2 separate regions of the Homo sapiens genome follow, and region 1 is linked to region 2. The links are chromatin contacts, found by POLR2A ChIA-PET in ENCODE. All regions are on one chromosome and are shown on one strand. The core of a region is the stretch at or near the end of the contact, and the rest is flanking DNA. Distances in the headings are between cores, read along the strand shown.

What was found. ChIA-PET counts read pairs that join two places held with the same protein, here RNA polymerase II (POLR2A).
Region 1: POLR2A ChIA-PET joins it to region 2 with 19 read pairs in IMR-90. The contact joins two enhancer-like sites. POLR2A ChIA-PET finds 5 or more read pairs at or near these places in 8 of 52 experiments (A673, AG04449, AG04450 and 5 more).

What each region holds. Positions count from the first base shown.
Region 1 is chr12:121,648,224-121,653,569 of GRCh38, forward strand. It overlaps MORN3 (MORN repeat containing 3), which reads right to left. Exons shown (of 6, transcript NM_173855.5): 4 at 4,852-5,036; 5 at 4,505-4,585; 6 at 519-3,421. The coding sequence ends at 4,511. Among named protein-coding and RNA genes, the nearest start is that of MORN3, 19 kb to the right of the region's middle. RefSeq lists enhancers at 2,850-3,351, 3,352-3,851. Within about 2 kb of position 1,283, at least 4 of the 41 ENCODE cell types and tissues checked have a DNase peak (open chromatin) inside an H3K27ac peak, as active enhancers do.
Region 2 is chr12:121,488,332-121,494,041 of GRCh38, forward strand. All of the region lies in intron 12 of KDM2B (lysine demethylase 2B), which reads right to left. Among named protein-coding and RNA genes, the nearest start is that of MIR7107, 47 kb to the left of the region's middle. RefSeq lists an enhancer at 2,071-2,784. Within about 2 kb of position 2,480, at least 3 of the 41 ENCODE cell types and tissues checked have a DNase peak (open chromatin) inside an H3K27ac peak, as active enhancers do.

The DNA.
Region 1 (5,346 bases), core at 33-2,532, 160 kb after region 2:
CTGCAACCTCTGCCTCTCGGGTTCAAGGGATTCTCCTGCCTCGGCCTCCCGAGTAGCTGGGACTACAGGCATGAGCCACCACGCCCGGCTAATTTTTGTATTTTTAGCAGAGATGGGCTTTCACCACACTGGCCAGGCTGGTTTCCAACTCCTGACCTCAGGTGATCCACCTGCCTCAGCCTCCCAAAGTGCTGGGATTACAGGCGTGAGCTACCGCACCCGGCCGTCCTGGACATCTTTTACGTATTCCCCTAGGACAGCCACCTCCCTACTTCTGTAGGGATGCAAGATCCAGCTGGAATTATTTCTGGGCTAGGATCCTGTTGTCTTGGGTTCTTGTTCCTAAACTGGCCGGGACTCGACTCATCAGCCAGGCTTGTCAAATGCAGGTTTCGAAGCCCTTGGAGGATTCTGATTTAAGTAGGTCTGGGTGTGTCTTTGGAATCTATTTCTAACAAGCACCCCAGGTGCTCTCACACCCAGGCAACTTAGACAAACACTCCTAGTTAGGAGCACAGTCTCTTTAACTTCATTTTTATTTACATTTTGAATACATAATACATTCACATGGTTCCAAACACAACACTGAAAAGTTGTTCTTCAGCTCCTGTTCCCAAGTCCCCAATTCTCCCCAGAGACAACCATCTTTGCCAGTTTATTGTGTTTAAATCTAGCGACATTTTGTACATAAACAAGCACACCCTCTTCCAACATTTTTTTTTTTTTTGAGATGGAGTCTCGCTCTGTTGCCCAGGCTGGAGAGCAGCGGCACGATCTCGGCTCGGCGTGATCTTGGCTCACCACTACCTCCGCCTCCTGGGTTCAAGTGATTCTCCTGCCTCAGCCTCCTGAGTAGCTGGGATTATAGATGCACTCCACCACACCCAGCTAATTTTTGTATTTTTAGTAGAGACAGGGTTTCACCATGTTGGTCAGGCTGGTCTCGAACTCCTGACCTCTTGATCCGCCTGCCTCGGCCTCTCAAAGTGCTAGGATTACAGGCATGAGCCACCATGCCCTGCCCCCACTTTTTCTTTAAAAATGGTAACCCTTTACACTCTTCTGCACATTAAGAACAGCTAGACCTAAGTTTAAGCACAGTACTAGCTTGATGACTTGTGATCCTCCCTGAACCTGTTTCCTCCTCTAAAATGGCAGTAATAGCAAGACACCTCACTGTTGTCGGGGAGTGCCAGGAGAGAATGCTTGCTGCGAAGCTGTCAGCACACGGCCTGGAATAGAGTGAGTGCTCCATATCTGGAAGTTATGATTAATTCTGCATCCTAGGGTGGCCAGGCGGGGCTTCCCAGTGCCAGAGGTACAGACTGAGAACCACACCCTTGGTGAGGCCACCCTACTTATGACTTAGGGGGCAGAGAGAACCTCAGTAAGGTCAGTGGTGTTTATTGAGGCTTTACTATGTGCTATGTGCCTCTTGCTGAGGTCTTAGCTAGAATCGTGGTATTTCAGGGTTTCTCAACATTTTTTTTTTTTTTTTTTTTGGAGATGGTGTCTCGCTCTGTCGCCCAGGCTGGAGTGCAATGGCGCAATCTCGGCTCACTGCAACCTCTGCCACCCAGGTTCAAGCAATTCTCCTGCCTCAGCCTCCCAAGTAGTTGGGATTACAGGTGCTGAATTCTTTTTTTTTTTTTTTTTTGTAGCATGGTGATATTGCACTATGCTTAACCGCATCCCTGGTCTCTACTCACTCAATGCCAGTAGCCTTCTTCCTGCCTGTTGTGACATCAAAAATGTCATACATTGCCAAATGTCCCCAAGAAAGAGTGGGGCTGAGGGAGGACAAAATCCTACCCACAGTTTAAAACCACCGCCTTATCTCATCCTCACAGTAACTAACCACAGTAACCCCAGGTGGTAAGTACTGTTAATGCCCCATATTGCAAGTGAGGAGACCAACAGAACAGAGTTTGGGTGACATTCCTGAGAACACACAGCTCCGAGATTCACGCCCAGGCACTGTGACTCCAGAGCTCACCTGCCCATTATGCAAGAACATCTGATCTTGGCTGGGAGCAGTGGCTCACACCTGTAATCCCAGCACTTTGGGAGTCCAAGGCGGGCAGATCACGAGGTCAGGAGATCGAGACCGTCCTGGCCAACATGGTGAAACCCTGTCTCTACTAAAAATACAAAAAATTAGCCTTGGTGGCAGGTGCCTGTAATCCCAGCTACTTGGGAGGCTGAGGCAGGATAATCGCTTGAACCAGGGAGGCGAGGTTGCAGTGAGCCGAGATTGTGCCACTGCACTCCAGCCTGGGTGACAGAGCAAGACTCTGTCTCAAAAAAAAAAAAAAAAAAAAAAAAAAGGCCAGGCTCGATGGCTCACACCTGTAATCCCAGCACTTTAGGAGACTGAGCGGGGCAGATCACGAGGTCAGGAGTTCAAGACCAGCCTGACCAACATGGTGATACCCCATCTCTACTAAAAATACAAAAATTAGCTGGGCTCAGTGGCATGCGCCTGTAATCCCAGCTACTCAGGAGGCTGAGGTAGGAGAATCGCTTGAACATGGGAGGCAGAGGTTGCAGTGAGCTGAGATCGCGCCACTGCATTCCAGCCTGGGCAATAGAGGGAGACTACGTCTTAAAAAAAAAAAATCACCTGGGGAATTTTCTGAAAGCTCAGGCCTCACCCCAGATGAATTAGATGTGAACCTGTGAATCTCTGGGCATGGGACCTGGGCTTCCACAGCTTTGCAAAGTTTCCATGGGATTTCAAGGTTGAGAGCCCTGTGTTAGGCTGAGAAGTGGTCAGGAAATTTTATGATCTCCAATCTTGGCAGCCAGTGTGGCAGGATACAGGCCTTCTCTCTGGGTCATCTGGGTTATCTCACAGGGGACCTGCCATTTCTTTCTCTTTTTCTTTTCCTTTCTTTTATATTTTAAAATTTTTTTTTGTAGAGTCAGGGTCTTGCTATGTTGCCTAAGCTGGTCTCGAACTCCTGGCCTCAGGCAGTCCTCTTACCTTGGCCTCCCAAGTTCTGGGATTACAGGAATGAGCCACTGCACCCGGCCTAAGACCTGCCCTTACTCCCCCAAGCTAAACCCAGGCAGCCCAGCCAAGGCAGGTCTTCCCTCTTCTAAACCTGAAAGCCCTGCTGAGCCCCCTCGAGTGCCCCATCCTTATCCCATAGGCCCAGGCTTATACCACTTGGTTATTCTTTATTCTCATGCATTCCAGGATGAGATCAGAGAATGAAGAGGGTCCCGAGGACAGCCTGGGAGAGAAGCACCAGCCTTCCTATTGGCAAGAAATGACCCAGTGCTGGGGGTAGTGAGGGGCCCTATGAGGGTGCCGGGGTCATGCCTGGAGCTGCTGCTGACTCCTCCAGCCAGAGCCGCACTGGTCTGAGCGATCGGGTGACACAGGCTTGAATTTCTCCTGAAGCGTTTGTGTTCTCTGCAGGGGAGAGAGGGATGGTGGAGCTGGCATTTGAAAGACGCTGTTACCAATGTCCTCTCCTCAAACCCTCACATCATGCCCAGGAGGACTTGGACTGGACAAGACCCCACTGGACAGATGTGTAAATGGAGGCTGAAGGCCAACTGCCTTACTCAAGGGTGTTCAGAAGCCAGGAGACCACCTCCTTTCAACCCCGTGCCCAGCTCAGTTGTGTGGCCCAGGGTGCAAATAGAAGGTTTCAGGCAGGACTGGAATGCACTGGTCTTCAGTGAAATGGTTTGTTTGTTTGTTTATTTGTTTGTTTGTTTGTTTTTTGAGACACAGTCTCACCCAGACTGGAGTGCAGTGGCACAGTCTCAGCTCACTGCAACCTCTGCCTCCCAGGTTCAAGCAATTCTCTGCCTCAGCCTCCTGAGTAGCTGGAATTACAGGTGCCCTCCCCCACGCCCAGCTAATTTTTGTGTTTTTAGTACAGATGGGGTTTCACCATCTTGGCCAAGCTAGTCTTGAACTCCTGACCTCGTGATCCACCCACCTCGGCCTCCCAAAGTGCTGGGATTACAGGATTATAGGATTACTGTGCCTGGCGAGTTTTGTTTTTTTTGAGACAGAGTCCCATTCTGTCGCCCAGGCTGGAGTGCAGTGGTGCAATCTCAGCTCACTGCAACCTTCACCTCCCGGGTTCAAGTGATTCCCCTGCCTCAGCCTCTCGAGTAGCTGGGACTACAGGTGCCTGCCACCACACCTGGCTAACTTTTATATTTTTAGTAGAGATGGGGTTTCACCATGTTGGCCAGGCTGGTCTCAAATTCCTGACCTCAACTTATCCGCCTGCCTTGGCCTCCCAAAGTGCTGGGATTAAAGGCAAGAGCCACCACAGCCGGTCAAAAGGGGTTTTGAAGAGGAAGCGTCAAAAAGGACACCTGGGACTGTAGGAGGCAAGAAGCCTGCCCTCGATGGTCTTGCTCCCCCACTCCCCGACCCCAAGCCCTTTGGAGACCCCAGGAGATCTGTGCATTGTTCTGGGCCCTGGAGCAGCCTCAGCCACATCAGAACTTGGCAGGTGTGCCCACCCCTCACCTGGCATCAATCTCCTTCCTCTGTCTTCCTGAACATGGCCAAGGCCTCCGCCAGCACACCATCAGGGTCTAGGATTTTGACCTGGAGGGAAATACCAAGAAGTTGGTTTGGAGAGCATGGAGGACCCAGGCTGCCAGCCTTGACTGGCGCTGCCTGCCGTGTGGGGTGCTGCCAGCCTCATCAGGAGCCACCTCCCTTGCTAGGGATGCCCTGACTGAAAACAAAACCTTGTCTGTTCCCTGTCTGGGCTTGGCTGGGCCTGGCAGATCTGGCCTGGGCATGGCTGGGGATGCTGGCTTCTGTCTCTGTCTGGGTGTGGCCACAGGGCCCTGGTGAGGGCTGCCCACCTCAGGAATGGGGAACTGAGTGGGCTCAGGGGCCTCGTCACGGCCAAAGTCGATCATCGTCCCGCATTTGGCCATATTGTCCACCCAGAAGCCTTCAAACAGCTGGCCGTGGTCCAGATGGAAGAAACGCCCCGCCCCGTTCTTCATGCCTCTCTCCCAGCAGCCCTCGTAGCGGTTCCCGTTCTCTGGGGGAAAGGACAGGGAGGTGTGGTGCAGGGTACACCAAACTAAGCTAGACCCCCAGGGGTCGCTCTTCCAGAGCTCAGTGCAAATCCTAACACATTGGGAGGCCAAGATGGGAGGCTCATAAGCCCAGGAGATCAAGACCAGCCTGAGCAACATAGTGAGACCACATCTCTGCAAAAAAAAAAATTTTTTTAATTAGCTGGGCATAGTGGTGTGCACCTATAGTCCCAGCTACTCTGGAGGCTGAGGTGGGAGGATGGCTTGAGCTCAAGAAGTTGAGGCTGCAGTGAGCTGAGATTGCCCCACAGC
Region 2 (5,710 bases), core at 1,230-3,729:
GATTCAGGGTTACTTTTAAACCATAATTACGAAAAACTAGACTAGCAAACACTGATTGATGGCCCACTCTAAAGGCATTTTACAGACAGCATCTCACCACAGGCCCGCAAGAAAGGCGCTGTTAGCACCTTTCACAGATGAGTAAACTGAGGCTGAGACTTGCCCAAGACAACACAGCTAGTCAGTGGTGAAGGAAGGAGTCCACCCACAGGTGCATCTGACCCCAAAAATGCATCCGAGTAGTGCAGAGAATGACCTGGGAAGCTTTTATTTATTCATTTGTATTTATGTATTGGTTTTTGTTTCCCAAGATGGAGTCTTGCTCTGTTGCCCAGGCTGGAGTGCAGTGGCATGATCTCAGCTCACTGAAACCTCCGCCTCCCAGGTTCAAGCAATTCTCCTGCCTCACCCTTCCGAGTAGCTGGGATTACAGGTGCCCACCACCAGGCCTGGCTAATTTTTTTTGGTTTTTTGTTTGTTTGTTTGTTTTGAGACGGAGTTTCGCTCTTGTTGCCCAGGCTGGAGTGCAATGGCGCGATCTTGGCTCACTGCAACCTCTGCCTCCTGGGTTCAAGCAATTCTCCTTCCTGCCTGAGCCTCTCGAGTAGCTGGGATTACAGGCGTACACCACCACGCCAGATAGTTTTGTATTTTTTAGAAGAGAGAGGGTTTCTCCATGTTGGTCAGGCTGGTCTTGAACTCCCGACCTCAGGTGATCCGCCCACCTCAGCCTCCCAAAGTGCTGCAATTACAGGTATGAGCCACCATGCCTGGCCTCTTTTTTGGTATTTTTAGTAAAGATGGTGTTTCACCATGTTGGCCAGGCTGGTCTTGAACTCCTGACCTGAAGTGATGTGCCCAACTCGGCCTCCCAAAGGGCTGGGATTACAGGTGTGAGCCACTGCGCCCGGCCGGGTTTTATTTATTTTATTTATTTTATTTATTTATTTATTTTTGAGACAGAATCACACTCTGTCACCCAGGCTGGGGTGCAGTGGAGTGATCATAGGTCACTGCAGCCTGCAGCTCCTGGGCTTAAGTGATCCTCCAGCCTGGGCCTCCCAAAGTGCTGAGACTACAGGCGTGAGCCACCGCACCCGCCCCTGAGAAGCTTTTATTTTTTAATGAGACCAAGACTCACTCTGTCACCCAGGCTGGAGTACAGTGATGCAATCTCAGCTCACTGCAACCTCCGCCTCACAGGTTCAAGTGATTCTCCTGCCTCAGCCTCCCAAGTATCTGGGACTACAGGCGCCTGCCACCATATCTGGCTAATTTTTGTATTTTTAGTAGAGATGGGGTTTTACCATGTTAGTGAGGCTGGTCTCGAACTCCTGGCCTCAAGTGATCCACCTGCCTCAGCCTCCCGAAGTGCTGGCATTATAGGTGTGAGCCACCACGCCTGGCCCTGAGCAGCTTTCAGAAAGTGCAGATCCCAGGCCCACCCCAAGCCTACTCAATGTGCTACGTCAAGTGCGGGGGCCAGGAAGCTGTATTTTTTCACAAGTCCCCCAGGTGAAGCTGATGCCACCAGCCTGGGGACTGGTCCTCATTACAGCACACGGCCTTCCTGGGAAATTACAGGACCCTGAGTAGGTGGCAATACACGACAGCCATTATTGCCAGCCTCCTCCGCCTCAACTGCACAGCATCAGCTTCATGACTGCGGGCCGACAGGACTGAGAGCGGGGCAGGGACCCGCCGGAAGCACTCGGGGCCTCTCTCACTGAATCACGTGCCTCTCCTTCAGGGAAAGGCTGTGTGTCACTCCGGAGGGACCCCAGACGGAGCAGGCCTCTGGGATGGAACGGACCAACTTCGGAGGAAAGGGGAGAGAGACAAAGCAGAAGCAAAGGTCACAAGGCATCGAGGGTGTGTTGCTTCCTCCTGTGGCTCCTGTGTGGCCCCAAAATGTCCCCGTAAGGAAGCTGATCCAACAGCTACTGATGAGGACTGTCTCCATGCCCCCATCAGGGTGCTTGTCCTCCACACTCCAGCCTCTCTGCTCCCATACTCCAGAAAAATTGCCAATAATTGAAATTCAAGTGGCAGCCTGGTTTGGCCACTAGAGATAATGGATGAAGAAGCTGGCAGGGTCCACAGGCTGGCTTGCTAGCCAGAGGCAGTCATGGCTGGGTCCTCCGTCCTTCCTCAGTTTCTTCCTCTGGGAATAAACCAGCAAGCCAGCCAGTAGCCATGTCTGGCAGCTGAGCCAGGGGTCAGCTCACTAATAAGGCCGAGGTCAGAGGCTGGGCCTCAAATAAGCTCCGTTCCTTCACCCAGCCTGTAAGGTCACAGACAGGCCCCCACCATCCTGCCCGTTGGTCATAAAAGGAAGCAGCCAGAGTGTAGACAGATCAAAACAAATCCTACACCACTCGTGGAAACAGCCAGTCGGGTGGATGGTGATAGATGGTGGCTCAGTAGCATCTTGGATATGAAGGACACCGCATCAGAAATGACCTCACAGCACCTAATCAGTTCCAGAAAAGGGCTTTGTTCTCCTGGAGGCAAGGTGGGAGATCAAAGCATTTCTTGCTAATCATCACTTAGCATTAATTACTTGTTAGGTAACCCGACCCAGATCAAATACCACTCCCTACCTCGCATCCTGAGGGCCTCAGTGAGCACCCTTGATCTTTCACCCCAACCTGCATCCAATGGGAGGAAGCTGCAACCTGGGAACCCAGAGACCCCGGGCAGCCCAGGCAGTCAGTCGTTTAGTTACTTCTTCCTTTCCTGTTAACTTTTTAACCCCACCAGCCAGGAAATGCATAAACATAGCAGGGGCCTCCCTCCCCACTCTCCCCGCCACATATCACTGGTTCCTCACTGTGCAATGACAGAAACCTGCACATCTGGGGTCCAACGCCTTTCTTCTCCTAAGGAAGTGGCCCGAGAGGCACTGCTGCACCTCTCCGAGCTCTGTGCTTCCTCAACTGCACTGGGGCGATAACACCCTCCATCTCCCAGCCTCATGGGAAGGGTAAAGTCAAATAGACAAACTGCATCTGGAAGCTGCTGTGTATACTGGGGAGTGCCCAGGAGTTTCAGCTGAGCTGGTGGTCATTTATTTTCAGGGCTCGGTGGTGGACCTGGGGTATTCATTCTTCTTCTGCTTCACACCATTTTGTGGCTCTGAAGTTATTTACTTCCTTATTTTTAAAATATTTATTTATGACCGGGCATGGTGGCTCACGCCTTTAATTCCAGCACTTTGGGAGGCCGAGGTGGGCACATCACCTAAGGTCAGGAGTTCAAGATCAGCCTGGCCAACATGGTGAAACCCCGTCTCTACTAAAAATACAAAAAATTTGCCGGGCGTGGTGGTACGCGCCTGTAATCCCAGCTATTCGGGAGGCTGAGGCAAGAGCATCACTTGAACCCAGGAAGCGGAGGTGGCAGTGAGCCGAGATTGCACCACTGCACTCCAGCCTGGTGACAAGAGCAAGATTCCATCTCAAAAAAAAAAAAAAAAAAAGTACACCTGAAGAAGATAATCAAAGAATTATGCAGAAGAGCACTGCTCAATAGAAATAACAGAAGGTAAGTCAGGCACTGTGGCTCACGCCTGTAATCACAACACTTTGGGAGACCGAGGCAGGCGGCTTGCTTGAGCTCAGGAGTTCAGCCTTGGCAACATGGCAAAACCTCATCTCTACCAAAACTACAAAAAACTAGCCAGGCGTGATGGCATGTGCCTGTGGTCCCAGCTACTCGGGAGGCTAAGATGGGAGGATCGCTTGATCCAGGGAGGCAGAGGTTGCAGTGACCTATGATTGCACCACTGCACTCCAGCCTGGGCAACAGAGTTAAGACTCTGTGTAAATAAATAAATAAAAGAAATAGAAGGTGAGCCACATAGGTACTTTTGAGTTTTTTTGTTGCCACATTTGAAAAGGTAAAAAGAAACAATGAAATTCATCGGAATAATCCATTTTGTTTCAACAATATATCAAAAATATAGTCATTTCAACTACAGTTGCCAGATTTAGCAAATAAAACTATAGTGCATCCCCAGGCTGAAGTGCAGTGGCGCCATCTCAGCTCACTGCAACCTCCACCTCCCAGGTTCAAGCAATTCTCTTGCCTCAGCCTCCTGAGTAGCTGGGATTACAGGCGCGTGCCACCATGCCCAGTTAATTTTTGTATTTTTAGTAGAGACGGAGTTTCGCCATGTTGGCCAGGCTAGTCTCGAACTCCTGACCTCAAGTGATCTGCCCACCTTGGCCTCTCAAAGTACTGGGATTACAGGCGAGAGCCACTGCACCAGGCCTGTAATAAGTGTTTGAAATTGACCAGACTGCCCAACATGGCAAAACTCTGTCTCTACTAAAAATACAAAAAATTAGCTGGGCATGGTGGCGGGTGCCTGTAATCCCAGCTACTCAGGAGACTGAGGCAGGAGAATCGCTTGAACTCCGGAGGCGGAGGATGCAGTGAGCCGAGATCACGCCACTGCACTCCAGCCTGGGTGACAAGAGCAAAACTCCGTCTCAAAAAAAAAAGAAAAAAAAAGAAAAAGAAAAGTGTTTGAAATCTGTTACAGCATACTTTTTTCTTTCTTTCTCCTTTTTGTTTTGAGACAGGGTCTCAATCTGTTGCCCAGACTGAAGTGCAGTGGTGCAATCACAGCTCACTGCAGCCTCAAGCTCCTGGGCTCAAGCGATCCTCCTGCTTAAGCCTCCCAAATAGCTGGGACTACAGGCATGCACTATCATGCCTGGCTTTTTTTTTTTTTTTTTTTTTTTTTTTTGGTAGAGATGAGTTCTCATTATGTTACCCAGGTTGATCTTGAACTCCTGGGCTCAGGTGATCCTCCCCCCTCAGCTTCTGGAGTAGCTGGAACAACAGGCATAAGCCACCATGCCTGGCTTCAGTGTTTTTTACAATAGCCAAAAAAAACCCCAAAAAAATCAGAAATTAACAAAATACCTCTTGGGGCTACTGAAGTCACAAATAATATTTAGAGTGCACTAACCTCAGGTCAGCCCTTGTCTGAAGGGTTTTGCATGCCTTATCTCATTTAGTTCTGACAACCACTGAAGAAAGTCTTGGTATAACCCATCTTTATAATCAAGGAAAGTAAGGCTCAGGACACTATGTAACTTGTCCAAGGAAGTAGTGAAGCTGCGTGGAGGCAGACGGATGGTACAGAGATGACCTGATACATATGTATCCCACCTAGGACCGCCTTTGGAAGGGTGCTCACCAAAACTGTTTTCTCTGGATGGTGGACTTTGAGGTGAGCACTGGATGAAAATTTGGCCTCTGCTGCCAAACTGACCGATCTTTGTGTACTTGGCTGTCCTAACGGGTGACTTGACCTTTTCAAGCCTCAGTTTCCTCATCTGTAAAATGACAGTCACAACTGTCTACCCCACAGAGTTGCTGAAGCGTAAATAAGATAAGGGCTGTGGAGGTCCAGACAACAAACTGCTCCTACAAAGTCCTCAACAATACAGCCATTATTCCTCTTCCTCATGTCCTGGTCCTTTCCCGTTTGATTAGACATTTTTTTTTTATTTTATTTTATTTTATTTTTTGAGATAGAGTCTCACTTTGTAGCCCAGACTGGAGTGCAGTGGTGCAGTCTCTGATCACTGCAACCTCCACCTCCCAGGTTCAAGTGATTCTCCTGCCTCAGCCTCCCAAGTAGCTGGGACCACATGTGTGCACCACCATGCTCGCATTTTTTGTATTTTTAGTA